Regions from separate parts of the Homo sapiens genome. Here region 1 is linked to region 2. A link is a loop called in an ENCODE intact Hi-C map of the cell type or tissue named here. Cell type or tissue: ascending aorta. All regions are shown on one strand. Each heading gives the region's core, and the rest is flanking DNA. Links, peaks and the distances in the headings are about the cores only.

The links. Hi-C counts contacts between places; a loop is a spot of excess contacts. Peaks named below come from ENCODE experiments on the same cell type or tissue, not always from the same donor. Only the 100,000 strongest peaks of a DNase experiment are listed, where the experiment ranks them.
Region 1: it touches region 2 in a loop (2.5-fold over the local background); 3 of 110 quality-filtered maps call a loop at or near these places.

What each region holds. Positions count from the first base shown.
Region 1 is chr6:18,354,863-18,370,928 of GRCh38, reverse strand. It overlaps the pseudogene DDX18P3 and the pseudogene IMPDH1P9. Among named protein-coding and RNA genes, the nearest start is that of RNF144B, 24 kb to the left of the region's middle. In ascending aorta, for the core only: no CTCF peak of the experiment used is centred there; a DNase peak (open chromatin) is centred at 8,761; H3K27ac peaks cover 1,851 bases.
Region 2 is chr6:18,408,889-18,424,954 of GRCh38, reverse strand. The region is part of intron 2 of RNF144B (ring finger protein 144B); the gene reads right to left. It overlaps LOC124901271 (a long non-coding RNA gene), which reads right to left and starts at 3,664. Exons shown (of 2, transcript XR_007059487.1): 1 at 2,496-3,664; 2 at 963-1,422. RefSeq lists an enhancer at 9,124-10,323. In ascending aorta, for the core only: no CTCF peak of the experiment used is centred there; DNase peaks (open chromatin) are centred at 8,614 and 8,865; H3K4me3 peaks cover 891 bases; H3K27ac peaks cover 1,556 bases.

The DNA of each region.
Region 1 (16,066 bases), core at 4,886-12,885, 55 kb after region 2:
ATACAACAGGAAAGCCTCACTGAGGCATAGTATTGGCTATAAAGTTGTCCCACAAAATGGGACATTCACTATTTAACCATTTAGGGTTAAATTGAGACTCCAGTATTTTCACCTCTATGTCAGGAAGAATTACCTTAAAATGTCTAGGGTTTCAGTCTGTGATTTCAGCAAACATTTGTTTCAAACACAAACTGTTATACCCACCCATTTACTTTTTTTTTTTTTCTTTATAGAGACAGGAATCTCATTATGTTACCTAGTTTGGTCTCAAACTCCTGGCCTCAAGTGATCCTCCTGCCTTGACCTCCCAAAAGTGCTGAGATTGCAGGTGTGAGCCATCATGCCCAGCCCATTTACTCTGAGGTAATTGTTACATAATGAATTAAATATTCAAGCTCTTCTAATCAAATGAGCTCATGAAAGCTAATCCCACACCTGACTTTTATTTATACTATTGACCTGAGCATCACAGAGGCAATTCTAACTACTAACCTAAATGATTTTTTAATTGGCACAAAGTTCAAATATACAACCTGCCTGTCATTTCAGAGTCATCTTCTTTTCCTCCATCTTCACTTTGCATTTTGGTTTCAGCCATACTAAATATTTCTAAGTACTCTAAATTTCACATTCACAGATTCCTTGGTTCTCCATTTACCAAGGCCATTCTTCCCTACCTTTTCCACCTGACCAATAGCTCTTCATCCCACCCACACACACACACACACAGAAAAACATGTCATTCAAGGTGTATCTTTTCTGGAATCTCCCTCCTACTCACTTTTCCCCACCATATAGTTAGACACCCTGTTCTAGGCTTCCTGTCTTCTGTAATGCTCTTACTTTCATTGCTCTATTCAACAAACACTTCTAAAGCTCCTATTATCTACAGGTTATTTATTAGGTACTGGGAATACAAAGATAAATAAAACATAAGACTTCAAGTGGTGTCAAAAAAGACAATTAGGCCTGTCAGCTGGTCAGAGTAGCACCGAGTTTCAGGAAGGCACTCAGCATTTTGAGCCCAGCCCTGTAAGACCTGGAGGATTTAGTGGGTAGAAATGTGGGAAGACAATGGAGAGAAGGAGGAAGAAGGGCCTACTGGGCAAAAGGAATTACATGAGCAAAGTCAGAGAGGTGGATAAGAGGTAAGCTTTGTTGATGGCAGAGAACAAGTTTCTCCATCCCAGGCTTTTAATTAAAAAATAAAAATAAAAAAATAAAAACTTTAAAACTCAGGAAGCTGAGGCAGGAGAATTGCTTTAGGCCAGGAGTTCAAGACCAGCTTGGGCAACATAGTGAGACCCCAGGTCTTAAAAAATATTTTTAAAAAAACTTTAAAACAACTTATTTATAAACTTTTTCAAGCTATAATAAAAGCAAAAGATAATCATGGAAAGTAAACCCTAATTTTATTCCTAATTGTTTGTTAATTTCTGGTGCCTTCTAAACCCAAAGAAGCTCATTAATGATATGTTAATAACACATAAATTTCTAATTGTATCAAAAGATAAAAGAAGTATTTTATACTCCTCTGATAAGCACTGTGAATAAAGATAAGCAGTTCAGTCATAACTAGTTTACCCTCACCTCCCTATGTAAAGGTGAGAACAAATCAAAACAAATAAGAGAAACTTTGGTGCAAGGCTCCCAAACCATTCTATCAGGATGAGGGGATCCTTGCCCAGTATCTGTCTTCCTTTTGTAGGACCTAATGCATACACAGGCTGAAGCTCTCATTCTCAGTGGTTATGCTGAAAATAACCAATCCAAAATCCTCTTTTGATGGAAGTAATCCACGTACTGAGACAAAACTTTTGAGAGTGAACAATGTTACTACATAGGGTTAATCCTTAAAAGTATTTTCCAATCTTTTCAACCTGCAATTTTTACACATACTTCTACAGGACCTTGGACAATATATATGTTGCAGCATACACCTGAGGCTATCAAAATGGAGAGAGATAAGAAAGCAGAAATCAGATACCATCATGCCCAAAAGAATGCTGTAAACTTGGATGGCCACCTGCCCAGTTCATGATTATATCAGTTCAACAGTTCAAATGGCTTATGGTGTTCCTTTGATATTACATCAGTTTATGTCTCTTACCAGAAAGTGTGACGGCAATAAATAACCCCAAGTGAGCAGGATGAGGCATTGTGATCCACAGCATGCCCTGAATTAGACTATATTTTATATTTAAAAAATGGCGGCAACAGTAACAACAGCAGCAGCAGCAGCGGCTGCGCGGGTGTTTACGTGGGGTCGCGGGGTCTCCCGCAGCATGGCGGACTATCTGAGCAACTGCTGCACCGGCTACGTGCCTGAGGACGGGCTCATCCCACAGCAGCTCTTCACCAGCGCTGACGGCCTCACCTACAACGACGTCCCGATTCTCCCAGGATTCATAGACTTCATAGCTGATGAGGTGGACCTGACCTCAGTCCTGACCCGGAAGATCACGCTGAAGACGCCGCTGACGCTGATCTCCTCCCCCATGGACACTGTGACAGAGGCCGACATGGCCATTGCGATGGCTCTGATGGGAGGTATTGGTTTCATTCACCACAACTGCACCCCAGAGTTCCAGGCCAAGAGGTGCAGAAGGTCAAGAAGTTTGAACAGGGGGGCTTCATCACAGACCTGGTGGTGCTGAGCCCCTCGCACACTGTGGTTATGTGCTGGAGGCCAAGATGCGGCATGGCTTCTCTGGCATTCCGATGACTGAGACGGACATCATGGGTAGCAAGCTGGTGGGCATCATCACCTCCGCGGACATCAACTTTCTTGCTGAGAAGGATCACAACACCCTCCTCAGTGAGGTGATGATGCCAAGGATCGAGCTGGTGGTGGCTCCAGCAGGCGTGATGTTGAAAGAGGCAAATGAGATCCTGCAGCGTAGCAAGAAAGGGAAGCTGCCTATCGTCAACGATCTCGATGAGCTGGTGGCCATTATCGCCTGCACCGACCTGAAGAAGAACCGAGACTACCCGCTGGCCTCCAAGGATTCCCACGAGCAGCTGCTGTGGGTGTCCTTCTACAGGACCTTGGACAATATATATGTTGCAGCATATACATATATATGCAGCTGTGGGCACTCATGAGGATGGCAAATACTGCCTGGACCTGCTCACCCAGGCGGGCGACGACTTCATAATCTTGGACTCATCCCAAGGGAACTCAAGTGTATCAGATCGCCATAGTGCATTACATCAAACAGAAGTACCCCAACCTCCAGGTGATTGGGGGGAACATAGTGACAGCAGCCCAGGGAAAGAACCTGATTGATGCTGGTGTGGACGGGCTGCGCGTGGGGATGGGCTGCAGCTCCATCTGCATCACCCAGGAAGTGATGGCCTGCGGTCGGCCCCAGGGCACTGCTGTGTACAAGGTGGCCAAGTATGCCCAACGCTTTGGTGTGCCCATCATAGGACCGTGGAGCATGTGGTCAAGGCCCTGGAACTTGGAGCCTCCACAGTGATGATGGGCTGCCTGCTGGCTGCCATCACGGAGGCCCCCTGCAAGTACTTCTCAGACGGGGTGCGGCTTAAGAAGTACTGGGGAGCTGGGCGCGGTGGCTCATGCCTATAATCCCAGCACTTTGGGAGGCTGAGGCAGGCAGATCACCTGAGGTCAGGAGTTCGAGACGAGCCTCAATATGGAGAAACCCCATCTCTACTAAAAATACAAAATTAGCTGGGCATGGTGGTGCATGCCTGTAATCTCAACTACTCTGGAGGCTGAGGCAGGAGAATTGCTTGAACCTGGGGGGCAGAAGTTGCGGTGAGCTGAGATTGTGCCATTGCACTCCAGCCTGGGCAACAAGAACAAAACTCTGTCTCAAAAAAAAAAAAAAACAAAACAAAACAAAAAAAGAAGCACCAGGGCATGGGCTCACTGGATGCCATGGAGAAGAGCAGCAGCAGCCAGAAACAATACTTCAGCGAGGGGGATAAGGTGAAGATCACGCAGGGTGTCTCGTGTTCCATCCAGTACAAAGGTTCCATTTAGAAGTTCATGCCCTACCTCATAGCGGGCATCCAGCATGGCTGCCAGGATATCGGGGCCACAGACTGTCTGTCCTTTGGTCCATGATGTACTCAGGAGGGCTCAAGTTTGAGAAGCAGACCGTGTTGGCCCAGATCGAGGGTGGTGTCCATGGCCTGTGCTCTCACGAGAAGCGGCTGTACTGAGGACAGTGGTGGAGGCCGAGATGGTGGACGGGGCGCACCCCAGTGTCCCCCCTTCAGGCACAGCCTCCCTCCATAACTGAGTGGTCCACAGATTTGCACTACAGGTTCCCCAGCTCCTTTCCAGGGAGAGAGGAGGGGAGGTCCTGAGGGGTCTGCAGCCCCTCCCTGGGTATCCTCTGCTGAGTCAGGACTGCTCCCTGGGCCAGGCTGCCCTGGGAGCACCCCCACACCATCCCCCTAGGCTCTCAGGCCCTGCACCTGCCTCAGGTCTTTCTTGCTGCAGCCTGCTCCAGCCTGGCCCCCACCCCAGGAGCAGGTGGCCCCTCCTGGCTTCTCCTGTAGGGCACCTCCCTGCCCTCAGCCCCCCAGGAAATGGTGCTCTCCTGGCCCTGCCTCTGGTCCTTCCCAGGCTGCTGCCCCCTCAGCCATGTGGCAGTTCTGAGCTCCAGACCTAGGCCAGGGGGAGGTCTCTGACCCCTTCCCTGGCACTGGGCTACCCTTGGGTCCTGTTCCTCAGGCCACTCCCCTGTCCCAGGCCCTGGGGAGGAGGCTATCCTGGTCATGGCCCCCTGCCCATCATTCCTGACTCACCATCATCCGCAGGTGTACCATTCCTGCCCTCTCCTCAGCTGCAGTTGAAGGCTTTAACTCTGCACTCTTTGGGATCACAGTTATGTCACTGTGTATTAAATAATCGGAATAAATCAAGCAGATCTCAAAAAAAAAAATGAAATCACAGGTCAACATTATTAACTCTCTCCAGCAAGGATTGAATAAAAGGCAGTGAGCAAATATACTTAGTTTAGAATAAGTAAATATTTAAGTGGATTAATTACTCCTTGCTCATTATGAACTATTTTGTTATAGAGGAAGGATAGTTCTAATCTCTGAAAATTAAACAACATTATATTAGTTCATTCTCATGCTGCTAATAAAGACATACCCAAGAGTGGGTAATTTATAAAGGAAAGAGGTTTAATGGACTCACAGTTCCGCAGAGCTGGGGAGGCCTCACAATCATGGCAGAAGGCAAAGGAGAAGCAAAGGCACATCTTACATGGTGGCAGACAAGAGAGCTTGGGCAGGGGAACTCCCATTTATAAAATCATCAGGTCTTGTGAGACTTATTCACTACCATGAGAACACTATGGGGGAAACCACCCCATGATTCAATTATCTCTACCTTGCCCTGCCCTTGACACATGGGATTATTACAATTCAAGGTGAGATTTGGGTGGGGGATACAGCCAAACCATATCAAAAATCTATGTTGACTGTGTGGCGCCGTGGTCTAGGCACTTCTTGGACAGCATGTCTCACCTGCGGATGAAACTCCTGTGCAAGAAGATACAAAAGCGGAACCTCAAATTGCGGCAGCAGAACCTAAAGTTGCAGGGGGCCTCAAATCTGACCCTATCAGAAACTCAAAATGGAAATGTGTCTGAAGAAACAATGGGAGGTGGAAAGGTTAAAAAATCAAAACATTCTATGAACATGGGCTTATCAGGAGCTCCAAATGGAGACATGTCTCAAGAAGCAGTGGAAAATATAAAAGTTAAAAAATCTCCCCAGAAATCCACCATATTAATCAATGGAGAAGCAGCAATGCAGTCTCCCAATTCAGAATCAAAAAAGAAAAAGAAGAAGAAAAAGAGAAAAATGCTGAACGATGTTGTGCCTGATACAAAAAAAGCAAAAACTGAAAACAAAGGGGAATCTGAAGAAGAAAGTGCAGAGACTCCTAAAGAAACAGAAAATAATGTGGAGAAGCCAGATAATGATGAAGATGATAGTGAGGTGCCCAGCCTGCCCCTGGGACTGACAGGAGCTTTTGAGGATACTTCATTTGTTTCTCTACATAATCTTGTCAATGAAAACACTCTGAAGGCAATAAAAGAAATGGGTTTTACAAACATGACTGAAATTCAGCACAAAAGTATCAGACCACTTCTGGAAGGCAGGGACTTCTGGCAGCTGCAAAAACAGGCAGTGGTAAAACCCTGGCTTTTCTCATCCCTGCAGTTGAACTCATTGTTAAGTTAAAGTTCATGCCCAGGAATGGAACGGGAGTCATTCTCTCCTACTTGAGAACTAGCCATGCAAACTTTTGGTGTTCTTACGGAGCTAAAGACTTGCCAGGTACATACCTATGGGTTGATAATGGGTGGCAGTAACAGATCTGCTGAAGCACAGAAACTTGCTAATGGGATCAACATCATTGTGGCCACACCACGCTGTCTGCTGGACCATATGCAGAATACCCCAGGGTTTATGTATAAAAACCTGCAGTGTCTGGTTATTGATGAAGCTGATCATATCTTGGATGTTGGGTTTGAAGAGGAATTAAAGCAAGTTATTAAACTTTTGCCAACATGTAGACAGACTATGCTCTTTTCTGCCACCCAAACTCAAAAAGTTGAAGGCCTGGCAAGGATTTCTCTGAAAAAGGAGCCATTGTATTTTGGTGTTGATGATGATAAAGCTAATGCAACAGTGAATGGTCTTGAGCAGGGATATGTTGTTTGTCCTTCCAAAAAGAGATTCCTTCTGCTCTTTACATTCCTTAAGAAGAAACAAAAGAAGAAGCTTATGGCCTTCTTTTCATCTTGTATGTCCGTGAAATACCCCTATGAGTTGCTGAACTACATTGATTTGCCCTACGTGGCCATTCATGGAAAGCAAAAGCAAAATAAGTGTACAACCACATTCTTCCAGTTCTGCAACCCAGATTCAGGAACACTATTGTGTACGGATGTGGCAACAAGAGGACTGGACATTCCTGAAGTTGACTGGATTGTTCAGTATGACCCTCCGGATGACCCTAAGGAATATATTCATTGTGTGGGCAGAACAGCCAGAGGCCTAAATGGGAGAGGGCATGCCCTGCTCATTTTGTGCCCAGAATAATTGGGTTTTCTTCGCTACTTGAAACAATCCAAGGTTCCATTGAGTTTATTAGAATTTTTCTGGTCTAAAATTTCTGACATTAAGTCCCAGCTTGAGAAATTGATTGAAAAGAACTACTTTCTTCGTAAGTCAGCCCAGAAACCATATAAGCCGTACATACAAGCCTATGATTACCATTCTCTGAAACAGATCTTTAATGTTAATAACTTAAATTTGCCTCAAGTTGCTCTGTCATTTGGTTTCAAGGTGACTCCCTTTGTTGATCTGAACATCAACTGCAATGAAGCCAAGCAGAAAAAGCAAGGGGGTGGTGGTGGATTTGGCTACCAGAAAATCAAGAAAATTGAAAAGTCCAAAATCTTTAAATACATTAGCAAGATATCATCCGACAGCAGGCAGTTCTCTCACTGAAGACATGCCTTTCTTTCATCTTGAATAACTTTATCCTAAAATTAATTTTTTCCCCTTGATTTAACAGGATTTTTGTAGCCTTTAGAATTTGGACTTATCTAACAAGAGTATGAATTGAGTTGGGTTCCAAGCATTGAGCACTGTTACTTCTATCAAGCGTCTTTTTCATTTTGGTGATATAAAACAGGCTTTAATTTTCTTGGATGCCCAAGGGAAGAGCAAGGTCTTTCTTGTGATTATATAATATTTTAATTTTAAATATCCCTCCCTCATACATATAAATGTATGTTACTGATTTAATATAATTCTTTTTGTACCTTTAAAAAAATCTATGTTAATACAGCACTATTATCTCATCTGAATACTTTCACAAATGTCATTTCATTTAATACTTACAACAACCCTTCAGTTGAGGTTTTATCACTCCCATTTTACAGATGGGGAAACAGCATTGAAAGACGAACTGACTTTCCCAAGGTCACACAGTTACTGGCACAATGTACACTAGAAGCCAATGACCAAGTCAGGTGAGTTTCAGCTAGAGCAAGCTTGTACAGCCTGCAGCCCTGTGACCCAAGATGGTTTTGAATGCAGCCTAACACAAATTTGTAAACTTTCTTAAAACATTATACAATTTTTTTTGCAATTTTTTTTAGCTCATTGGCTGTCATTAATGTTAGTGTATTTTATGTGTGGCCCAAGAAAATTCTTCTTCTTCCAATGTGGCCCAGGGAAGCCAAAAGATTGGACACCCCTGAACTAGAGCACCCTTGCTTCCCAAATAAAACCATAGGTAAAATCAAGCTCCCCTTTTTTCTCATGTCAGGATCTTTTTTGGAAAGAGGACAAAAACAAGTTAATGCAAAACTTTTAGTTCTATTTTTAAACATCTGCTTGGGGCAAAAGGCCAGGTGTTCTGCCAAAACAAATTAGATAATATTCTTATACTGGCAGACTCTCAATCTTGACCAAGAAGAAAAATATCCAACATAATATATATTGAGAAAAGAGTCCAGCAACTCTGAGTACACTGAATTCTCAGCCTTGGCCTTCTGCAAGAAGGAAGAGGCAAGTTTCCCGTATGAGAGAACAGTCAAGGAGTATGACTCAAGGACTATTTCAGTACAAGATCTTATTTCAACCCTGTTGTCCATCTGTTTGCTGAGAATGTAAAGTTGTCTGGTTCCAAGTCAGAAAAGAGGATGAAATCATCTACTAAAGCCACATAAACAGGAGCCCCACAAAGGCACGCTGTGATTACACTACATAGCCATGCAGTGAGAAGCCAGTGCACACCTTCTATTATCTGGCTGGATCTGTGCAGTCATGGTGCCTTATCCCAGGGAGGCAAGTTCAGGGACCCAGCTAAACAAATGATGAATGCTGTAAAATTTATTCTCTATTTACTGCAGGTTAATGGAGAAGAAAGATAGGCACAGCGCAGTGGCTCACACCTGTAATCCCAGCACTTTGGGAGGCCAAGGTGGCAGAATCACTTGAGCCCAGAAGTTCAAGACCAACCTGGCCAATATAGGGAGACCTCGTTTTTACAAATAATCAAAATATTAGCTGGGTGTGGAGACATGCATCTGTTGTTCCAGCTACCTGGGAGGCTGAAGCCGGAGGATCACTTGAGCCTGAGAGGTTGAGGCTGCAGTAAGCCATGATCACACCACTGCACTCCAGCCTGGGTGACAGAGTGAGACCCTGTCTCAAAACAAACAAACAAATAAGTAAGATAAAAAAAAATAATGGGGGGGGGGGGGCGGGAAGAGCAACTCAAAGAATTGCATACAAAAAATAGTTAATATTTTAAATGTAGACATTGACTACATGCAATATCTATTTATCAACAATTGCAGCCAGCCATTCTTTCCACCCTATTCCTCTTCACCAGCCTCCTCTTTTTTTGAGCATCACTAAGGTCATAAAACTCACTACTTTCTACTCAGTCCTATCCTTCTTTTTGTACCATCTACTGCCACTACATCTTTCAATACCTGGAGCCCACATCCATCATCCACTTACATACCTCTATGTTGTCCCCCTACCTCCTCTACAGTAAGAGGAAAACAGAGGTTCCAGGGAGTACCAAACTTTAGAGAAGCTTAGGGGAATGAGTATCTAGAAAGCTAATGAATTCAGGCTATTGACCAGAAGAGTTCAGACTCTAATTTTAAGGGTAAGGTAAATTTCGAGGTCATAATTCAAGGTCAAATCAGCTATATTGTAGGCCAAATTATTATTTGCAGTTTGGCTAGAAACCTAAAGCAGCAAGTACAGTATTGTATCCAAAATAAAATAAGTTCCAAGTTCTAAACAACTAGAACGCTAAACATTTAGGAACCCTAAACATTCGTAAGTTTGGGACCACCTACAAAAAATGTAACAATAATTTTTTCCTCTTGAGTTTCCTTTTCTTTACAGCTGTAGAAGAAAACAGAAAGTATACATGTATGTAACTGGGTGTTGAGATTTGACCCCCTTCCATTGGAGCTACTTCAATTGAGAAAAGAGTTGGTGACCACCATTTGTTCCTAAGAGCCCTCGTGAATTTATTCTTCTCAGTGTGCCCAATGAGAAAAAGTGGACCAACTTCTGGATAAGTAGTGACAACTGGGAAAAGGACTCTCAACATTATCATAGAGAATAAGCACAACAAGTTTGGGGAGGGGTTTATATTGGCAAAGGGAGTCAGTTGGAGCTGTAGCCCAAGTGAAAAGTTGAGCTCCAAAGAAAGTGGGTGATTTCTTTTGAGCAGATACTCTAACTGTATTCCTATATGAGACAGGTGGGGTGGGGTGGGGGAAAATCAGGCTATAAGGAATGAGATTGTGGAAACAATGAGGATGTGTTTCAAAAGAAGAAAATCACTGACATGTCAGCATATTGGCCACACCTGTCCTAGTCTTATTTGCTCTTCAAAGAGCTATAATCATGGGTCAAACAGGAAAGGAAACTATTAGACTTCTCCATGTAACAGAGTACACAGAATAGGCTGCAGCCATACCAGATGAGTGAGAAAAGACTAGAGTCACACATTCCTACCAGTCAAAACTGGTGCCATGAGTGGCAGCCATGTCTGGTTTATGTAATTCTGCCTTCTTGGCTAAAAGCTGATTGGACTCACGATGGATGTCTGTTGAAAGGAGAGCCAGCCAGGTGCAGTGGCTCATGCCTGTAACCCCAACACTTTAGGAGGCTAAGACAGGATGATTGCTTGAGGCCAGGAGTTAGAGACCAGCCTGGGCAACAGAGCAAGACCTTGAAAAAAAAAAAAAAAAGGAAAGAATGAAAGAAAGAATGAAGGGAAGGGAGGCAGGAAGGAAGGAAGGAAGGGAGGAAAAAAAGGAAAAAGAAAAGAGAAAAGAAAAGAATTAGCTGGGCTAAATTAGCTGGTGGCATGTGCCTGTAGTCCCAGCTATAATACTTAGGAGGCTGAGACAGGAGGGTCACTTGAACCCAGGAGGTCAACACTGTAGTGAGCCATGATGGTGCCACTGCACTCCAGCCTGGGTGACAAAGCAAGGCCCTGTCTTAAAAATAAATAAAAATACAAATGAAGCAGAGTCAATCAGATTTTCCCTACTAGGAATTTGGATTTAGGGACAGCTCATCTCTGTGCCTGGTCAAAGCTGTGCAGCACCCATATTCTGTCATCTACACAAGCAGCAGAGAAAACTACAGACAGAACATAAAGCAGATGTGCAAGACAGGAGGGAAGAGTCAGAGGAACAGAACTCTAGCTAAACAGTTCTCAGTTCCAGTTCCTCCTAGAAGCCAGCTGGAGTCCTATCTTTAGGTTCCTCAAGAGACTCCTTGTCTTTAAAACAACTTTTCCTTTTTTAAAAAAGTAGTTCAAATTTATTTCAGTTATTTGAAACTAGACACACCTGGAGTAAAACCACATTACCAAAAATTAAAAGATGATTCTGCAATGAAAAGAGCATAGACTTTTGAATCTACCAATGCTGGGTTCACATCATGGCTCCCCTGAATATCAGCTGTCTAGTCCAGAGTAAGGACATAAAACTCACTACTAGTTTCACAGCCTGTCTGATCCTAGGTTTCCTTACTAGAAAATGCAGATAATGAAACATCCCTGTCTGACAGCTTTGAAAAGAGTTGTAGTTCTCCCAGCATGGAGTTTGAGATCTGAGAACGGACAGACTGCCTCCTCAAGTGGGCCCCTGACCCCTGAGTAGGCTAACAGGGAGACACCTCCCAGTAGGGGCCGACTGACACCTCATACAGCTGGGTGCCACTCTGAGATGAGGCTTCCAGAGGAAGGATCAGGCAGCAACATCTGCCGTTCTAAAATATTTGCTGTTCTGCAGCCTCCGCTGGTGATACCCAAGCAAACAGGGTCTGGAGTGGACCTCCAGCAAACTCCAACAGACCTGCAGCTGAGGGTCCTGACTGTTAGAAGGAAAACTAACAAACAGAAAGGACATCCACACCAAAACCCCATCTGTACGTCACCATCATCAAAGACCAAAGGTAGATAAAAGCACAAAGATGGGGAGAAACCAGAGAAGAAAAGCTGAAAATTCTAAAAATCAGAGCACCTCTTCTCCTCCAAAGGAACACAGCCCCTTGCCAGCAACGGAACAAAGCTGCACGGACAATGACTTTGATGAGTTGAGAGAAGAAGGCTTCTGACGATCAGTATAACAAACTTCTCCGAGCTAAAGGAAGATGTTCAAACCTATAGCAAAGAAGCTAAAAACCTTGAAAAAAGATTAGATGAATGGCTAAATACAATAAACACTGTAGAGAAGTCCTTAAATGACCTGATGGCACTGAAAACCATGGCATGAGAACTACGTGACGCATGCACAAGTTTCCATAGCTGATTTGATCAAGTGGAAGAAAGGGTATCAGTGATTGAAGAGCAAATGAGTGAAATGAAGCAAGAAGAGAAGTTTAGAGAAAAAAGAGTAAAAAGAAATGAACAAAGTATCCAAGAAATATGGGACTATGTGAAAAGACCAAATCTACATCTGATTGGTGTACCTGAAAGTGACGGGGAGAATGGAAACAAGTTGGAAAACACTCTTCAGGATATTATCCAGGAGAACTTCCCCAACCTAGGAAGGCAGGCCAACATTCAAATTCAGGAAATACAGAGAACACCACAAAAATACTCCTTGAGAAGAGCAACTCCAAGACACATAATTGTCAGATTCACCAAAGTTGAAATGAAGGAAAAAATGTTAAGGGCAGCCAGAGTGAAAGGTCGGGCTACCCAAAAAGGGAAGCCCATCAGACTAACAGTGGATCTCTTGGCACAAACCCTACAAGCCAGAAGAGAGTGAGGGCCAATATTCAACATTCTTAAAGAAAAGAATTTTCAACTCAGAATTTCATATCCAGCCAAACTAAGCTTCATAAGTGATGGAGAAATAAAATCCTTTACAGACAAACAAATGCTGAGAGATTTTGTCACCACCAGGCCTGCCTTACAAGAGCTCCTAAAGGAAGCACTAAACATGGAAAGGAACAACCGGTACCAGCCACTGCAAAAACATGCCAAATTGTAAAGACCATCGATGCTAGGAAGAAACTGCATCAACTAACGAGCAAAATAACCAGCTAACATCATAATGACAGGATCAAATTCACACATAACAATATTAACCTTAAATGTAAATGGGCTAAATTCTCCAATTAAAAGACACAGACTGGCAAACTGGATAAAGAGTCAAGACCCATCAGTGTGCTGTATTCAGGAGACCCATCTCACGTGCAGAGACACACATTGGCTCAAAATAAAGGGATGGAGGAAGATCTACCAAGCCAATGGAAAACAAAAAAAAACAGGGGTTGCAATCCTAGTCTCTGATAAAACAGACTTTAAACCAACAAAGATCAAAAGAGACAAAGAAGGCCATTACATAATGGTAAGGGGATCAATTCAACAAGAAGCACTAACTATCCTAAATATATATGCACCCAATACAAGAGTATGCACATTCATAAAGCAAGTCCTTAAAGACCTACAAAGAGACTTAGACTCCCACACAATAATAATGGGAGACTTTAACACCCCACTGTCAACATTAGACAGATCAATGAGACAGAAAGTTAACAAAGATATCCAGGAATTGAACTCAGCTCTGCACCAAGCGGACCTAATACACATCTACAGAACTCTCCACCCCAAATCAACAGAATATACATTCTTCTCAGCACCACACCACACTTATTCCAAAATTGACCACATAGTTGGAAGTAAAGCACTCCTCAGCAAATGTAAAAGAATAGAAATTATAACAAACTCTCTCTCATACCACAGTGCAATCAAACTAGAACTCAGGATTAAGAAACTCACTCAAAACCGCTCAACTACGTGAAACTGAACAACCTGCTCCTGAATGACTACTGGGCACATAACGAAATGAAGGCAGAAATAAAGATGTTATTTGAAACCAATGAGAACAAAGACACAACATACCAGAATCTCTGGGACACATTTAAAGCAGTGTGTAGAGGGAAATTTATAGCACTAAATGCCCACAAGAGAAAGCAGGAAAGATCTAAAATTGACACCCTAACATCACAATTAAAAGAACTAGAGAAGCAAGAGCAAACACATTCAAAAGCCAGCAGAAGGCAAGAAATAACTAAGATCAGAGCAGAACCAAAGGAGATAGAGACACAAAAAACCCTTCAAAAAATCAATGAATTCAGGAGCTGGTTTTTTGAAAAGATCAATAAAACTGATAGACTGCTAGCAAGACTAATAAAGAAGAAAAGAGAGAAGAATCAAATAGACGAAATAAAAAATGATAAAGGGGATATCACCACCAATCCCACAGAAATACAAACTACCATCAGAGAATACTATAAACACCTCTATGCAAATAAACTAGAAAATCTAGATGAAATGGATAAATTCCTGGACACATACACCCTCCCAAGACTAAACCAGGAAGAAGCTGAATCTGTGAACAGACCAATAACAGGTTCTGAAATTGAGGCAATAATTAATAGCCTACCCACCAAAAAAAGTCCAGGACCAGATGGATTCACAGCTGAAGTCTACCAGAGGTACAAAGAGGAGCTGGTACCATTCCTTCTGAAACTATTCCAATCAATAGAAAAAGAAGGAGTCCTCCCTAATTCATTTTATGAGGCCAACATCATCCTGATACCAAAGCCTGGCAGAGACACAACAAAAAAAGAGAAGTTTAGACCAATATCCCTGATGAACATCGATGCAAAAATCCTCAATAAAATACAGACAAACCGAATCCAGCAGCACATCAAAAAGCTTATCCACCACGATCAAGTTGGCTTCATCCCTGGGATGCAAGGCTGGTTCAACATACACAAATCAATAAATGTAATCCATCATATAAACAGAACCAAAGACAAAAACCACATGATTATCTCAATAGATGCAGAAAAGGCCTTCAACAAAATTCAACAACACTTCATGCTAAAAACTCAATAAACTAGGTATTGATGTGACATATCTCAAAATAATAAGAGCTATTTATGACAAAACCCACAGCCAATATCATACTGAATGGGCAAAAACTGGAAGCATTCCCTTTGAAAACTGGCACAAGACAGTTTTCTCACCACTCCTATTCAACATAGTGTTGGAAGTTCTGGCCAGGGCAGTCAGCCAAGAGAAAGAAATAAAGGGTATTCAATTAGGAAAAGAGGAAGTCAAATTGTCCCTGTTTGCAGATGACATGATTGTATATTTAGAAAACCCCATCGTCTCAGCCCAAAATCTCCTTAAACTGATAAGCAACTTCAGCAAAGTCTCAGGATACAAAATCAATGTGCAAAAATCACAAGCATTCCCAAATACCAATAACAGAGAGCCAAATCATGAGTGAACTCTCATTCATAATTGCTTCAAAGAGAATAAAATACCTAGGAATCCAACTTAAAGGGATGTGAAGGACCTCTTCAAGAAGAACTACAAACCACTGCTCAACAAAATAAAAGAGGACACAAACAAATGGAAGAACATTCCATGGTCATGGATAGAAAGAATCAGTATCTTGAAAATGGCCATACTGCCCAAGGTAATTTATAGATTCAATGCCATCCCCATCAACCTACCAATGACTTTCTTCATAGAATTGGAAAAAAACTACTTTAAAGTTCATATGGAACCAAAAAAGCGCCCGCATTGCCAAGACAATCCTAAGCAAAAACAACAAAGCTGGAGGCATCATGCTACCTGACTTCAACCTATACTACAAGGCTGCAGTAACCAAAACAGCATGGTACTGGTACCAAAACAGAGATATAGACCAATGGAACAGAACAGAGGCCTCAGAAATAATACCACACATCTTCAACCATATGATCTTTGACAAACCTGACAGAAACAAGAAATGGGGAAAGGATTCCCTATTTAATAAACGGTGCTGGGAAAACTGGCTAGCCATATATAGAAAGCTGAAACTGGATCCCTTCCTTACACCTTATACACAAATTAATTCAAGATGGATTAAAGACTTAAATGTTAGACCTAAAACCATAAAAACCCTAGAAGAAAACCTAGGCAATACCATTCAGGCCATAG
Region 2 (16,066 bases), core at 3,702-11,701:
TTAGACTTTCCATCAAAGACTTTGTGGGAAAATGTTAATCCTTTGACCTTCTGAGATATCCTTTCTCCACTCCCTGCAAAGCACCAGTTAAACCACTTAAGGTGGAGAAGCTGTGTAGACAGAACAGATATTTGTAACAGAATATCCCAGGTGCCTCTATGCAAGGCTCTTAGAAATATTTGGGTCTACAGAATAAGTTTAGCATTAAATAGGAACTAAAGATACTAAGTGAGTCCTTATAGGCAAACACATTCATTTCAAATATAACTGCAAATGTGTTAAGTTGAAATATACACCTTCCCAAGAGCTTATAATGGATGTGCCTCTTACTAATAATGTAATGTTCCTAGGTACACTACAAACCACAATATATCAACTAAATGAATTTTGAAACTTCCTATAAGCACTCTCCTGGCCACAATATTATATGACCCACGATTTTGGGTGAGAAGTTAGACCTCTGTACACTGACTCCAGGGTTTAAGTACACATACCCTTTGTTTTTAATGCTAAGAAACACTGGTTCAAGATAGAGATTTGTAAGGGCAGGTTGCTAAGTAGTCCTACAGCACAGGCACTTGACATTCCATCAGTGTGGGCATGCATTTCTATTCAAAGGCAAAGAGGGAAAACAACCAGCCCTAGTTATTGCTTTTTACTGAATTTTCAAGTACCCCAGGCTTGTTATATGCTGCCCATTAACTTTCACTAAAACATTTAATCTCGAGTGTCCCTCTCTTCTTCTGTATCTCTGGCTAAAAAGTGCAAAATAAGTGAAAACGTTCACATGAATCCCATGTGCATGTCATACAAAACACAGGTAAATGGTTAACAATTCTAGGGGGGAAAACTGGCATCTAGCTTATAAAGAGAGAAACAAAGAAAATGAAAACAAATTATAGCAATGCAACAATGGCAAAATAAAATAATCACTATTAACAAAGAAAACTACCACCATTTAGTCACATTTTGAAAGTTACATTTATTAAGTAGCATTCAACAGATATTTAAATAAGCAATTTTCTTAACAGGTAACAAATTGTAAGGAAAATGTTTCAAATAGAACATCTCAAAACCCAAATGACCCAAGGGAAAAAAACCTTTTTCTTTTGTATAGTCAACATTTTACTTAGTTTGGTAAAACACAGAATTATTTTTAGGCCATGAAGGGTCATGCAAAATAATAAGGATTGTTCGTCAAACTCACTCCACAACCTTTAAGGATTCATATGGGATCTAACCAAAAATGTAACCAAACACCTGGTGAACCAGACGACTCATATTGTCTCTTCCAACTCTGAGAGTCTATGAATTGTATGCAATGGAATCTACTCAGAAACAGGTGTCTCCTAGACCCCTTTCAAGGGTATCAGATTCCGATGTACCAAAGTCACAGGCATTCTTCATATAAGGTGTTCTCACCTATTATGATGGACATGGCAAAAAGGGTCACAGTGTTAAGACAAAGCTACTATGTACCTACCCAAGAACAAATCACAGGAGTGGGCAGGGAATATATGTATATTTTTAAAAACGTACTATATAGTTCCTCATTCTCTATCACTAAATTATGCCCTACCTAAAGTTTTTTTTTCTAAGAAAAAATAAAGCATTATAATCTATAGCCAATGAAACTGGATTCCAGCCATGTAGGTTGAAGCACAAGCTCTAAAGTCTCCTCTACATCTTGAGCCAGTCATTAACCTCTCTAGCTACAGTGCTCTCATTTATAAAATGGGACAATATCACCTGTCTAAGCTGCTCTCAGGGAAAATGGAGAGTCCCCCATTCACTTTGAAAAGTGAAAAGAGGTATGCAAACGTAAAGTATAATTGGAGAATGGAATAGATGTTTCTGAATAGGCAGGCATGCAGAAATGAAAGTCCACAGACAAATAGGAACCTTAGAAAAGCTTCATGAGGGTGAGGTGAATAGGTAAGAGAATAGGTACTGTTGAGAGGAAGGAGGTAATGAGTGCCATTAGTTGATTTTTTTTTTTTTTTGAGACTGGGTCTTGCTCTGTTGCCCAGGGTGCAGTGGCACAATTATGGCTCATTGCAAACCTCAAACTCCTGGGTTCAGTGATCCTCCCACCTCAGCTCCTCAGTAGCTGAGGCTACAGATGCCTGCCACTACACTCGACTATTGATTGATTGATTGAAATTGGGTCTATGTTGCCCAAGCAGGCTGGTCTCAAACTCCTGGGCTCAAAGAATCCTGTCGCCTCAGCTTCCCAAAGTGCTGGGATTACAGGTGTGAGCCACTGCAACTGGCCCATTCATTGAAAATTTAAGTTGACTTCCAGGATCTTAGATGCTTCTGGATGCAGGCGCTGGGGTCCTGTGGTCAAAGGAGGACTTGTCAGCCCACCTGGCTTGAAGGTGAGTTGGTGAACTATTGACCTAGGTTTTCTCATCCATAGCTCAGCCAAGTGGGAAGGAAGGTGATGAGGGGGAATGTGCCCAAAGGCCAAAGCCCAGACAGGTCTTGAGTACCTGTTTTGCTTTTTATCACTCCAGGTACAATGCAAACACTGAAGTACATATTCCATAAAATGTAGACTAACATTTCCCTGCCTCAGTGCACAATGACATCACAATGTTTCCAGTGTGTTCTAAATAACATCTCACACTGAGAACAACATTCTGCTTATTCCACTTCAGACTATGATCTGTACACATGATCCAAGAATAAGACTGCCTTTGTTAGATGCTGTTGAGTTAAATTATTAGCACAATTCAAGATAGTATCTCTCCCTACTCAAAAGCCTATCCAACACACCAAAAGCATCCTGGTTTGAAAATATTCAGACAAATTAACAACCTATAGCTAGGCAGGAAGCTGTTTCCTGGTATAGTCCGATCCTAAAATTTTTCTTACAAAACCCCTTTCAGATACCTTGGCTTTTTCACCAATATGAGATTACTTAGGTGACCAACCTCCCCCTTGTAGGTGTTGGCCAACCATATAGGACATGAAAGGACTGATAGGAAAACCTGGCACCAAATGATTAAAGGAAAAAGCACCAAATCAAACAGCAAGCCATAAATAAGCACAGTTTAAAAGAGACCTTGGTTTGACAGTTCTCGTCCCTCATCCCTTTTCATTCCAGAAGCCTTCCCTGCCTCATCCCCTAGTGTGGCAGCACACCCAGCCCGTCTGCCCTCATAGCACCCTAAGGCCCAGCTCGCACTGTATTTTTCAAACTGCGTGCAAAGGTGTATTCTTGGGAACCCAAGAGTTCTTCATGGCAAGATTTTCCCCATTTTATGTTTATTCAATGCTCTTAATAAAAGCATGCCTGGAACCACCTCAGGAAATTTCCTGTTTCCACCCAGTGTCCGTGCTAACCCTTGGTCTGTGGTGCCACCCTGCTTTGCCACGTAGGGGTGCTATCATTGTCACAGGCAAATGAAAAAAAGAAGAGAAGAATCTGGGCCCAGTGAATGCTGAACACGTCAAAATTTTTAGTGATTCCAACAGAGAAAGGTGACAAGATCACTGAATTACCACTTAGTCATTGGAACACATCAAACTCAGAGCCTAACTGGAAAAAGCAATTTACCCAAAGTTAAACATCACTCATCACATTAATGTTAACTTACATTTTATTGGTCTGTAATTTTATTTTATATATATGTGTGTGTGTGTGTGTGTGTGTGTGTGTGTGTGTGTGTGTGTATAATATATAATTTTTTTTTTTGAGATGGTTTCTCACTCTGTCACCCAGGCTGGAGTGAAGTGGTACGATCTCAGCTCACTGCAACCTCTGCCTCCTGGGGTCAAGCAATCTTCTCACCTCAGCCTCTGAGTAGCTGGGACCACAGGTGCGCACCACCATGCCAGGCTATTTTGTATTTTTGGTAGAGACAGAGTTTCGCCATGTTGCTCAGGCTGATCTTGAACTCCTGAGCTCAAGTGATCTGTCTGCCTCAGCCTCCCATAGTGCTAAGATCTCAGGCATGAGCCACTATGCCTGGCCTTATTGGTCTGTAATTTTAATCAATATTAAGTTTGTATAATTATTGTGGTGTTCTTATTCTTTAAGAGATATATGCCTAAATATGCTTATATACTACTTAGTATCATGTTTGTATAAGTTTTCGTAAGACTCTAATAAAGGAAATTTTAAAATAGTTTGATATTAAGTTCCAATTCTTTTCCCCTTCAAAAGGAAGCCACATAAAATCATCAAAAGGAGGGAGAATGGACTGATTCTCAATAGCAGTGAGGCTGGTGGTATTGCCTTCTCACTTGGGGACATACTAGAATATCAGACTATCCAGAAGGAATTTTATAAATGATGCAACCTCCCCCGCTCCCCAAATTCTCCAGAAGACTTGGCTTTTCCTCCTCTACTTGCCAACCTTTCTATGATGACCGTAGGTAACACCAGATGTTTATTGTACACATGAGCAATGTAGCACGCCCAGCATGCTGCATTGCAAATGACTATCAACTTGCCTGCCTCCTCTATAGCCTAGAAGCTCCTTCTAGATCTAGATTATATCTGCTCCTCTTCATGTCCCCTACAAGCACCTAATCAATCACAGGACCTGGCACATAGTAGACACTCAGGCTTCTCTGAGAGCTGGAAGCCTGAATCCAGCACTTACTGGTTGAGTATCCCTAATCTGAAAATCCAAAATCTGAAATGCTCCAAAATCCAAAACTTTTTAAGCACCAATATGGTGCTCAAAGGAAATGCTTATTGGAGGATTTTAGACTTTAGATTTTCAGATTAGAGATGGTAGACTAGTAAGTATAATGCAAATATTCCAAAATCAAAAAAAAAATCAGAAACCCGAAACACTACTGGTCCCAAGCATTTCAGATAAGGAGATAGGGGATACTCAGTCTGTGCTCAACTTTGTGGCCAAGCTCCTTCACCTCTGATAACTGAAACATATGAACCCACCCAAACACACATCCATCCTCTGTTCTTCTTTTCTTGACACATAGGAGCCAACTCTGCTTTTCTGGTTCCCATCTCCTCCTGCCTTTCAGGAAATTTACCTATTCATTACCTGTTTTCTTTCCTATGTCTTGAATTTTGTCCTGTCTATACTTGAACATGTTCAAAATATCCTAATCAAAGAAATCAAAGAAAAGTCATAATAAAACAGCATAGAACAGCCCTCTCTCACTCCTCTTCCTGGCTGTATACTGCCTTCTTCACTCCTCAACTCTTCACAATCAAATGTTTGAAAGAGTTGTCTTCCCTCACTCCTTCACCAATCCCATCCCAACTCCTCCCTGCCACTCAACTGAAGTGGCTCTAGGTCACTGAATCCAGTACACATTTCTTCCTTCCCAACCTCTCAACAGCAGTATCACACACAGCTAACCACTCCCACCTTCCTGAAACCCTTTTTCCCCTTGTCTTCTGGATCCCATACTCTTCTGGTTTTCATTCTTCCTCTCTAGTCACTCTTTCTCAATCTTCTGCATTTTCCTCAACTCAACTTTTAAATGCTGGAATTTCAGGAAAGGACCTAAACTCTCTTCTTTCTACACTTTCTTCCTGGGTCGCCTCATTTGCTATATAGAACCAGTTGTGCTAGTCCACTGCCTATTTGCTCTCAGGAGAATATATCCCAAAAGGCCAGTGGTTCCCTAGCAGAGAGCAGTGCCCCCGAAGAAAATGATCTAAGCCTGGTATGTTTTTATGGACAAGAAACACTGGAAGATATGGGACACTACTGGGAAGGGTATCCTTAATAAAAAGCCATAGGCAGGAGGAGGAGGGGTGGATGGACAGAGGATAAGGAACTTCAGAGATAACATTCGCCTGCCTTACTATTCAACTACCTTACTGACAATGTTTCTCAAACTTGAATGTCCATCCAAGTTATTTGAGGATCCCATCAAAAATGCAGATTCTGATTCAGTGGATCTTGGGTGGGGTCTGAGGTTTTGCCCTCCTTGTAAGTTCCCAGGTCTCGTTGGTGCCACTGGCACACAAACCACACTTGTAAGTACCAAGACCCATGTCAAAGATTCTCCACATCAGCTTTTTAATAGAATTATCTGGGAAGGTTTCCAGAAGTCCAATGCCCAGGCCATACCACAGACCAATTAATTCAGACTCTCTAAGAGAAGGATCCAGGTGTCAGTGTATATTATATATATAGCATTATTATATATGATATGTAAATATTATATATTTTATATTATGTCATGTTTTATTGAGATATAATTCAGATATCTATAACTGAGATATAATTCACGTACCCATACAATGCACCCATCTAAAGTGTACAATTCAGTATTTTTAGTATATTCACAGTGTATAACTATCACCAAATTTGATTTTAGAACATTTCATAATCCCAAAAGAAACTCTGTGCCCATTAGTACATGCTCCCCATTTCTCCCCCAGATCCTCCATGCACAGCCCTAGGGAACCACCATTTGACTTTCTGTATGTATAGATCTTCCTACTCTCTACATTTCATATAAATGGAATGATACAATATATGGTCCTTTGTCAATGGCTTCACTTAGCATAATGTTTTCAAGATTCATACATGTTGTAGCATGTATTGGTACTTCATTTATTTTATTGCTGAATAGTATGCCATTGTGTGAATATACCACATTTTGTTTATACTTTCATCAGTTGATGGACATTTGGGTTGTTTCCAGTTGAGTGGTATTATGAATTATGCTGCTATGAGCAAGTTTTCATGTGGACATACATTTTCGTTTCTCTTGGATATTTACCTAGGAGTAGGTATGGTATATGGTAACTCTATCTTTGCCTTTTGAGGAACTGCTAGATGATTTTCCAAAGCAATTGCATCATTTTCCATTCCCACCAGCAGTGTATGAGAGTTTCAACTTCTTTAAATTCTCATCAAAACTCGTTATTTTCTGTCTTTTTTATTATAGCCATCTTAATGTGAAGTCGAATATCATTGTGGTTTCGATTTGCATTGCCCTGTTGGCTAGTGATTTTGAGCATCTTTTCACATGCTTATTGGTAATTTGTACATCATCTCTGAAGAAGTCCCTATTCAGAACTATCTATACTTTCATCTATTTGTAACTGAGTTATTTGTGTTTTCATTACTGAGTTGTAAGAATTCTTTATATATTCTAGCTGTATCCCTTATGAGATATGACTTGCAAATATTTCCTCCCATTCTGTGAGTTATCTTTTAACTTTCTTGATGATGTCCATTGAAGCAAAAAGGTCTTTAATTTTGATGAAGTCCAATTTATCTGCTTTTTCTTTTGTCGCTTATGCTTTTGGTGTCACATCTAAGAATGTCTTGCCTAACCCAAGATCATGAAAATTTTTCTATTTTCCTATGTTTTCTTCTTCTAAGAGTTCTATAGTTTCAGCTGTTATAGGTGTATGGTCCATTTTTGTTAATGTTTGTCTGTGGTATGAGGAAGATCACAGACATCTTAATTCTTTTGCAAACAGATATCCAGTTGTCCAGCACCATTTGCTGAAAAACATTTCTTTCCTCTTTGAATTGTCTTGGCACCCTTGTTGAAAATCAAATGACAAAAAATAAGATTTATTTATTTATTTATGGACTCTCAATTCTATTCCATTGATCTATCTGTCCATCCTCATGACAGTATCACAATGTTTTGATTACTGTCGCTCTGTAATCAGTTTTGAAATGAGGAATAGAGCTCTCCAACTCTGTTCTTTTTCCAGATTGTTTCACCATTCTAGGTTGCTCAAATTTCCATAGGAATTTTGGGATAAGCCTAGAATTTAGTCGGAATTTTTACAAGAGGTGTGTTGAATCTGTAAATCCATTTGGGGAGTACTGCCACCTTAACAAGTCTTCCAATCCATGAAGATGGGATATCTTTTATTTAGTCTTTTAAAATTTCTTTCTAGAGTATTTTGCAGTTTTCAGAGAATTTTCTACTTTGGTAAATTTATCCCTAAATATTTTATTCCTTTTAATGATATTGTAAATGGAATTATTTTCTTATTAATGCAATTATATTATTTCTTACTAGTATATGGAAATACAATTGATTCTGTACATTGATCTTATATTCTGCCACCTTGCTGAACTGTTATCAATATTTTTAAACTCTTGAAGTGATTCCCATTTGCAACCAAGTCTAAGCACCACTAGTTCAGTACCACCCATGCCCTCCATTCTAATCAGGGAAGATACTTTTATGCCCCTCATCACTCTTTTCTACCCAACCTCTCCATAGAGAATACAAGCATTCAGCTAGTTCCAAAAGAAACAGCAAAGGAAGCTTAAGGGGGAAATTATATATGCAAAATTTAAAACTCTGATTGAGAGCCTTTAAATACTTTAGCCCAAAATAGTGCCGTTACATTTTCTGGAAAAGATTACTAAGATCCACCTTGTAAGTTTGAGGACAGTCATTCAATATGGGAGATTAAATCTGGACTCCAATCAAAAGTACCTCCAGTTCCCACCAACCAAGAGTGATCAAACACGTCTATCTTTATCTCAAATGATCATGAAATATCTAAATTAAGAAACTCTATGACAGAAATAGCTCTGAAGAGAAACCCATTGGAAATGCTGCAGCCTGGTCCAGGCTTCACAAGAAAGCCAAACAAATTTGCTAAAATGGAAGAACATTCCAATCAGAGCAGTGAACTGGCACTAGCGTTGGAAAAATCTGCTTCCAATTTGAGTAATTCAATCACTCATCCATTAACCTTTCAGAGGAGTTTCCTTTTGTCCCACTTGTGCTGCCTTTCTTAACAGAAGGAGGCCCCACTTTTTATACTAATCCCAAAGAGATCCCTCTGGCCCAGGTGCTATCTTATGACACAGTATGCTCAGAAAAGTAACTGACCATTCCAGGAGAAAGAAAACAAGAAGGCTTGCCAAGTTTACATCCTTCTACTTTCTCCAAAGAAACATTAGCCTTCAGAACTGTAAGCCCTCAGCTGACACCAAAGCCTTAGCACACAGACCCAGCACAGGCAGTGAGAATAAGCATACCACGGATTCAGCATAGCCAGATTCCACTGAATTCATTTGTCATTTCATTCTTCCTCCTACTATTAGAGTCTCTGCTTGAACTGTTAGCGCTTCTGAATCTCTAAAAGTGCACTTAAGGTCCCAGCAACACAGAAAAAAAAAACAAAACCCAAGTTAGTAAAGGTTCAAGAAACCCCTTCAACCATGAGGTACGGCTATGCTAGTCACCTGAATAAAATATAACCATTCAACCCAATCTAAGCAAACACATTGAGTACTCACATTCCACTAGAGAATGCAGAATGAATATTAAACTACACCATGCAAAGGACAGCAGGCTAAACAGACGGAGAGATATGTGATAAAGCAAGCAAAAAGTTAATGTTAGAATCCGCTATGATTTGAATGATGGTGTCCCCTTCAAAATTTACGTTAAAACTGAACCCCCACGGGAGGTGATTAAGTCACGAAGACCCCACTCTCATGAATGGAACTGGCACCCTTATGAAAGGGCTCAAGGTTAAAGGGAGTGCTCTCTTGCCCTTCCATCTCTTCTGTCACGTGAGGACACAGAATTTCTCCCCTCCAGAGGAAGCAACAGTAAGACGCCATCTTGGAAGCAGAGAGCCGCCATCACGGGACACCAATCCTGCCAGCACGTTGATATTGGACTTTCCAGCCTTCAGAACTATGAGTAGTGGATTTCTGTTGTTGATAAATTACCTAGTCTCGCGTATTTTGTTATATCAACACAAAAGGACTTAGGCACAATCTAAGAGATAGTTGGTATACGGTCAGCCCCCCGTCCTCAGATTTCACATCCATGGATTCAACCAACCACGGACAGAAAATATATTTTTAAAATCACAATAAGAAATACACAAAAAATACAGTAGAAAACCCATTTATATAGATTTACATTGTATTAGATATTATAAGTTACCTAAAGATGATTTAAAGTATATGGGAGGATGTACATAGGTTACATGCAAATACTACACCATTCTATATAAGGGACTTGAGCATTCATGAATTTGGGTATCTTTGGGGTGGGGAGTGGGAAGGGGCTTGGAACCAATATCCTGAAGATACCAAGGGATAACTCTACAGGTATTTGTTGTAAAAATCTTTATCTTGTTTCATAACAAACTGTTGTACAATTTTTTCCATCTTTTTAAAAGTTTTTGTTCTTTTTCACCTTCAAGAATAGAAACAGGATGTTGTACAATATTTTAAAACTAAAAGCAAAAGATAAAATTTATACCATTCATCAAATCTCAGATTTTAATACTGCTTAAAAGCAGAAATCCTATATTTTAAATAAAATCTGTCTCAGTATTTAAACCAGTTTGAATAAATTATAATGAAATAATATCTTAATTAAAACTAATCATATATATACCTACTACGTATCTATACAAATTAAAACATTTTTAAATAAAACTAGTGGTAGCAATATTAATAACTATCTGAATTTTTGAAATTTTAAAAGAATATTAACACTGTATAAGTGACAGAATAAAGCTAACTCATCACCAACATTTTTTCCTACAGGATATAACCTACAAAGCCAGCATGCAAAATAGCTCATATTAATGACCCAAAAGTTGGGAAAGAGTGACGCTTAACAGTTTCCTCAAGAAGATATTATTTCTATACATGGAATGATAGGAACAAGGGACATCAGTTAAGAATAGACCTAACCCTTAAACTTCCTCTTGAGCTACATTACAAAAGAGAATCTCTTAGATTTAAGAGAACTGAACTCTGAAAAAGTAGAAAAGGTTGGACAATGACTAGGTTGGTTATTAGAAATCTCATTTTATTCAAAATTATTTTGAAATAATGATATTCAATGACTCCACAGCAAAATCAGCATCTTTCTAATTATAAGTTACATTGCATCAAGACCACGACTATTCCTCACCTCACAATATTCCCCCGAGGATTTATCCTGCAAAACCTGGAATTTTTTTTAACATTTTCTAAAAAGCAAGTTTTTAGAAGTCAAGGGGCTTCATATTGAGTGGGCTTTTTTCATATTAATTGACATAATTTGAACCAGTCTTCCTTTTCTGAAGGTTATCAATACCATAAACCGTAAGATAAAGTTTTTCAAAGGCTAGACATCATTCCATATTAAAACAATCTTTAATTAACACATTACCTAGGGAAAGCAGATGTTAAGCTATAATATTTTTTTCCATTTGCAGAAAAGGTCTCTGTGCTCTGCAGTAACCCATGCATTAAACACCCTCAACACAGAAGAATCACTTGGAAACAACCGTCAGACTGAGGTCCTCTTAAGAACACCAGTAACTTCCACAGACACAATGCGCCTGGAGGGTGGGAGAACATCAGTCATTGAGGCAGAATGCCTGGCCTTGAACCTTGACTTCAGTTTCAACATCTGAAAATATGCTAAATGCACTGGGAACTTCCAGTTGTGTAAATCAGACCTCTGAATGTCTCGGCCTTGGTTTCCTCAAATAACTTACCCGAAATCACACAGTGGAAAGTTCACAGAACACTCATGTTCATGCTCAATCTCTAATATGAGGCCATGGCCACCACTATATTCTGATTACATACTTTCTGTTCTCTGAAAAACTCCTTGGATTTTTTAAACCAGTAGTTCTTTACATTTGTTTTGTACTGACTAAACTTTTACGTATATAAAATCAGTAGCCAGTTGTCAATTTTGCATTTTATAGGCTATTGTCAAGCTTTAGACATTTCAGGTTAAGATCACAAAAGCCAAATATGGGCCTTCATCCATTTTCATGCTAACAAAAAAAATTTAGGAACCACATACTATGTGCTAGGCCATACATTATATATTTTCACAGAGCTTGTTTTTATTTCTTCCAAACGACACTATGATGTAGGGATTAACATTACAGATCCTGGGCAAGTTATTTAACTCTGAATTGGTTTATCTGTAAACTGGAAGAGTAAATGGGGGAAAAAATAGTACCCTTGCATATTACATATTATATGAAAGGTACTCAAATGCCCTTGCTTTTCCTTCCGTAATTTTTTTAAACAGATGAATAAAATGAGGTTTAAGCAGATTGAAAAAATACCCTACATTCATGTAGTAAATACCTCACACATATTTTCCAGAAGAGTCAAACCAAAAAGACCTCCTTACTGTGGGTGGGAAATGATTCAAAACCATGGAGGCTTTCAGTTAACACAGAGCCATGTATTTCCATGGAAATGAGGCACTGTGTCTCACCTGATTCCAAGGGGTACACTGCATATCTGGAATCCACATAGATAAGCCTTATATAACCAATCTTTAATGAACTGAAATATACAGAAAATGGGATTTTAAAAAACTGAATTTTCTAGTTAACTCACCACCCTTTTTCAACTTGCCTAAATTTTTTAAACCTCCTTTACCTACTTAGTAACATTTTGTCACTGGACATGAATTTTTTTGTGTGATAAGGCATCTCCCTCAGTCTGAACACCACCATTTTTTCATTCATTCATGTCTTCTATGTGTAATATACTTTTCTAGATATGGCCCATTTTTTTCTAACTTGATTACTATTAATACCAAGGTATAAAATCAGTTGAAACTATACTGGCACTGAGCATACTGTATGTTTTTTAAAGATAGATTCATGAGATGAGCTTCTCTTACAACAATTTGCTTCCTCCTAAAAAGAGGAAGTATGGATTAAACCATGAGATATGTTCTTTTCACATACCAGATTACAGAAGGTGAAAAGTTGGAAAATACCCGGAGTGTCAAAAGAGAGGCCTCTGTTCCTACTCTGTTGGTGGAGTTGCCAAGCTGGTGCAACAGTTTGGAACAGTAATTTGGTAACACATACTGATTTAAAATGTACATCTATTTTGGTTAGGCAATTCTATTTCTAAAAAGTTATCCTAAGGACAGGTATTTTCACATTTATATAAGTAAAAAAAATGTATTCATAATAGCAAAAACTAGAAACAACCTTAAAATCCATTATTTAGGAGGGGCCCAGTTAAATAAATTTTCATACAACCATATCATAGAACACTATACAATACTTAAAAAGGAAGGTTGGTCTGTATATTTTTGCACAGAAACTTGTCCACAATGTACTATGTTTGTAAAACTCAAGTTAAAAGTATCTGTAGTTAAAGATCCCATTTCTCTATTAAGTGATGTGCGTAAGTACACAGGGAAAGAGTCTAGAAGAAAGTACAGGTGGGCTGGGCGTGGTGGCTCACGCCTGTAATCCCAGCACTTTGGGAGGCTGAGGTGGACAGATCACCTGAGGTCAGGAGCTCGAGACCAGCCTGGCCAACCCCCTCTGTACTAAAAATACAAAAATTAGTTGGGTGCGGTGGCGCATGTTTGTAATCCCAGCTACTTGGGAGGCTGAGGCAGAAGAATCACTTGAACCCAGGAGGCAGAGATTGCAATGAGCCGAGATCACACCACTGTACTCCACCCTGAGCGACAGGGCACAACTCCGTCTCAAAAAAAAAAAAAAAAAAAAAAAATATATATATATATATATATATATATATATATATATGAATCATGCACATGCTTTTTGAGGTTTTTTGGTTTATTTTTAAATTAGCATGTGTTACATTTATAATTAAAAATTATCTTCAATGTAATAAACCAAGAGAGCCCTGAAACATGATTATTTTGTACTTTAGGGTCCTATTTCTTCTATGAGTACTAGCCATGATTTTTAAAAATGTACTTTCACTGGGCACGGTGGCTTATTCCTGTAATCCCAGCACTTTGGGAGGCCGAGGCAGGCAGATCATAAGATCAGGAGATCGAGACCATCCTGGCTAACATGGTGAAATCCCGTCTCTACTAAAAATACAAAAATTCCCTGGGAGTGGTGGCACGTGCCTGTAGTCCCAGCTACTCAGGAGGCTGAGGTAGGAGAACTGCTTGAACCCGGGAGGCGGAGGTTGCAGTGAGCAGAGATCACGCCACTGCACTCCAGCCTGGCAACAGAATGAGACTCCGTCTCAAAAAAAAAGAAAAGAAAAGAAGAAAAAAAAAGAAAAGAAAGCTGACAGTATCCCAAATGGATAGGAAAAAAGAGAAATTGGGGCACAAAAATAATTTAAATACTCCAGGCATCAAAACTGCAGTCTGCCATACACATGTATCCTAAGTTGATAAGGACATTGTTCTCCGAGCTCTGCTTCAGCCTGCCATGGTTCCCTCCTCCTGCTCCAGCCTTGCCCACTTTCAGTCCATTCTCTATCCTGTACCGACGCCATCCTCCCTATCTCATTCCCAAACAAAGCCTTCCAGTGGCTCCATAATGTTTTTTTAACACAGCATACCAGGCCCTCCATCTAGTCTCTGCTTGCCTCTCTGGCCTCCTGCCTGAGCACACCCACACTTCCAACAATGTGTCCCAGGAACATCTTCCGGTTTGGTTCCTCAGCAGGTCACTCTTCCCTGATTCTGTGTTCTCACATGTGGCTGGCCTCTTTTCCCTGGAGCACTGTTCTCACCCACAGCCCCATCAACAATGCCATCAAGCAATCCCTATTATCTTTCAGTCTCAGCCCTTAGGAAACCTCCTACCTCCCTGAGTCTATTTTAGGTGGGTTTCTGTATGCTTTATAACATATTGTACTTCCTTTATCAGAGGGTCTACTGCCCACATAACAGCAGGGCTGGTTGTGTCTGATGACTGCCACTTGCTCCACAATTAACACCATGCCTGGCACACACTAGTACCAAATGGATCAGTAGAGTCTGGACAAAGGTGGGAATAGACTTAGAGAATATTGGAATAAGGGTGCAACTTCAAAAGAAGAAATACATAAACTTTGGTGACTTAGTGGCAACAATGGAAAAGTTCTCTCATCAGAAACCAACTTTTGCCTGCTCTCTGGTCATGATTTGCATGTTTGGCCAGCCTATTACATTCTGATATGTGGTTTGAAGAATTAAACTTTGGCAAAGGCATGCTTAAGGGGGGAAAAGTCTACACAACATACAAGCACAGATCACCAAACTATCTTTTCACAACTTCCTTTGTAAAAAGAAATAAAATTCTGTTCCACATTATAACATCACCCCTTACCCGAATACCAAGCCTAAAGTACTTGTTACGCCTATGATCGAAGTAAAAAATGTTATGTAGGCCGGGGCGCAGTGGCTCACGCCTGTAATCCTAACAGTTTGGGAAGACAAGGCGGGCAGGTCACTTGAGGTCAGGACATCGAGACCAGCTTGGCCAACAAGGTGAAATCCCATCTCTACTAAAAATACAAAAATTAGCCAGCATGATGGCACCTGCCTGTAATCCCAGCTACTCAGGAGGCTGAGGCAGGAGAACTGCGTGAACCCAGGAGGCGGAGGTTGCAATGAGTCAAGATCGTGCCATTGCACTCCAGCCTGGGGGACAAGAGCAAAACTCCATCTCAAAAAGTAAAAAAAAAAAAAAAAAAAGGTTATGCAAGTGAAGTTTGTCCCAAAAGAATTCTGTCAACCCAAGAGGGTGGGGGAGGGCATAAGTTACTATTTCTTAATATACCTATGGCAAGAAGGTAAGATATGTTAAAGTATGTTCAAAGAGATCTACCCAGAAAAAGAAGAGTTTTCCAGGGTTTTTTTTTTTTTTTTTTTTTTTTTTTTGAGACAGTCTCACTCAGGTGCCCGGGCTGGAGTGCAGTGGCAAGATCTCAGCTCACTGCAACCTCCACTTCCCGGGTTCAAGCAGTTCTCATGCCTCAGCCTCCCAAATAGCTGGGATTACAGGTGTGCGCCACTGTGCCTGGCAAATTTTTGTATTTTCAGTAAAGACAGGGTCTCACCATGGTGGCTAGGCTGGTCTCAAATTCCTGGCCCCAAGTGATCCACCCGCCTCGGCCTCCCAAAGTGCATGAGACACCACACCTAGCCAAATTTTCCAGTTTCTATAGAATTGTGTAAATATACTAATAAAGCAGGAATATAACACACTTAAGGAATATATCACACTTTATTAGTTAACTTAGAGGCAATGGGATGAAAGGCAGACCCTGTAAAGGTCATGAGATGCTCATTTTGCAGAGAAAAAAAAAAAAAAAAAACACTTTTCTGGACTATATAGGTGGAGGCATTACCAGAAGAAAAATAATAA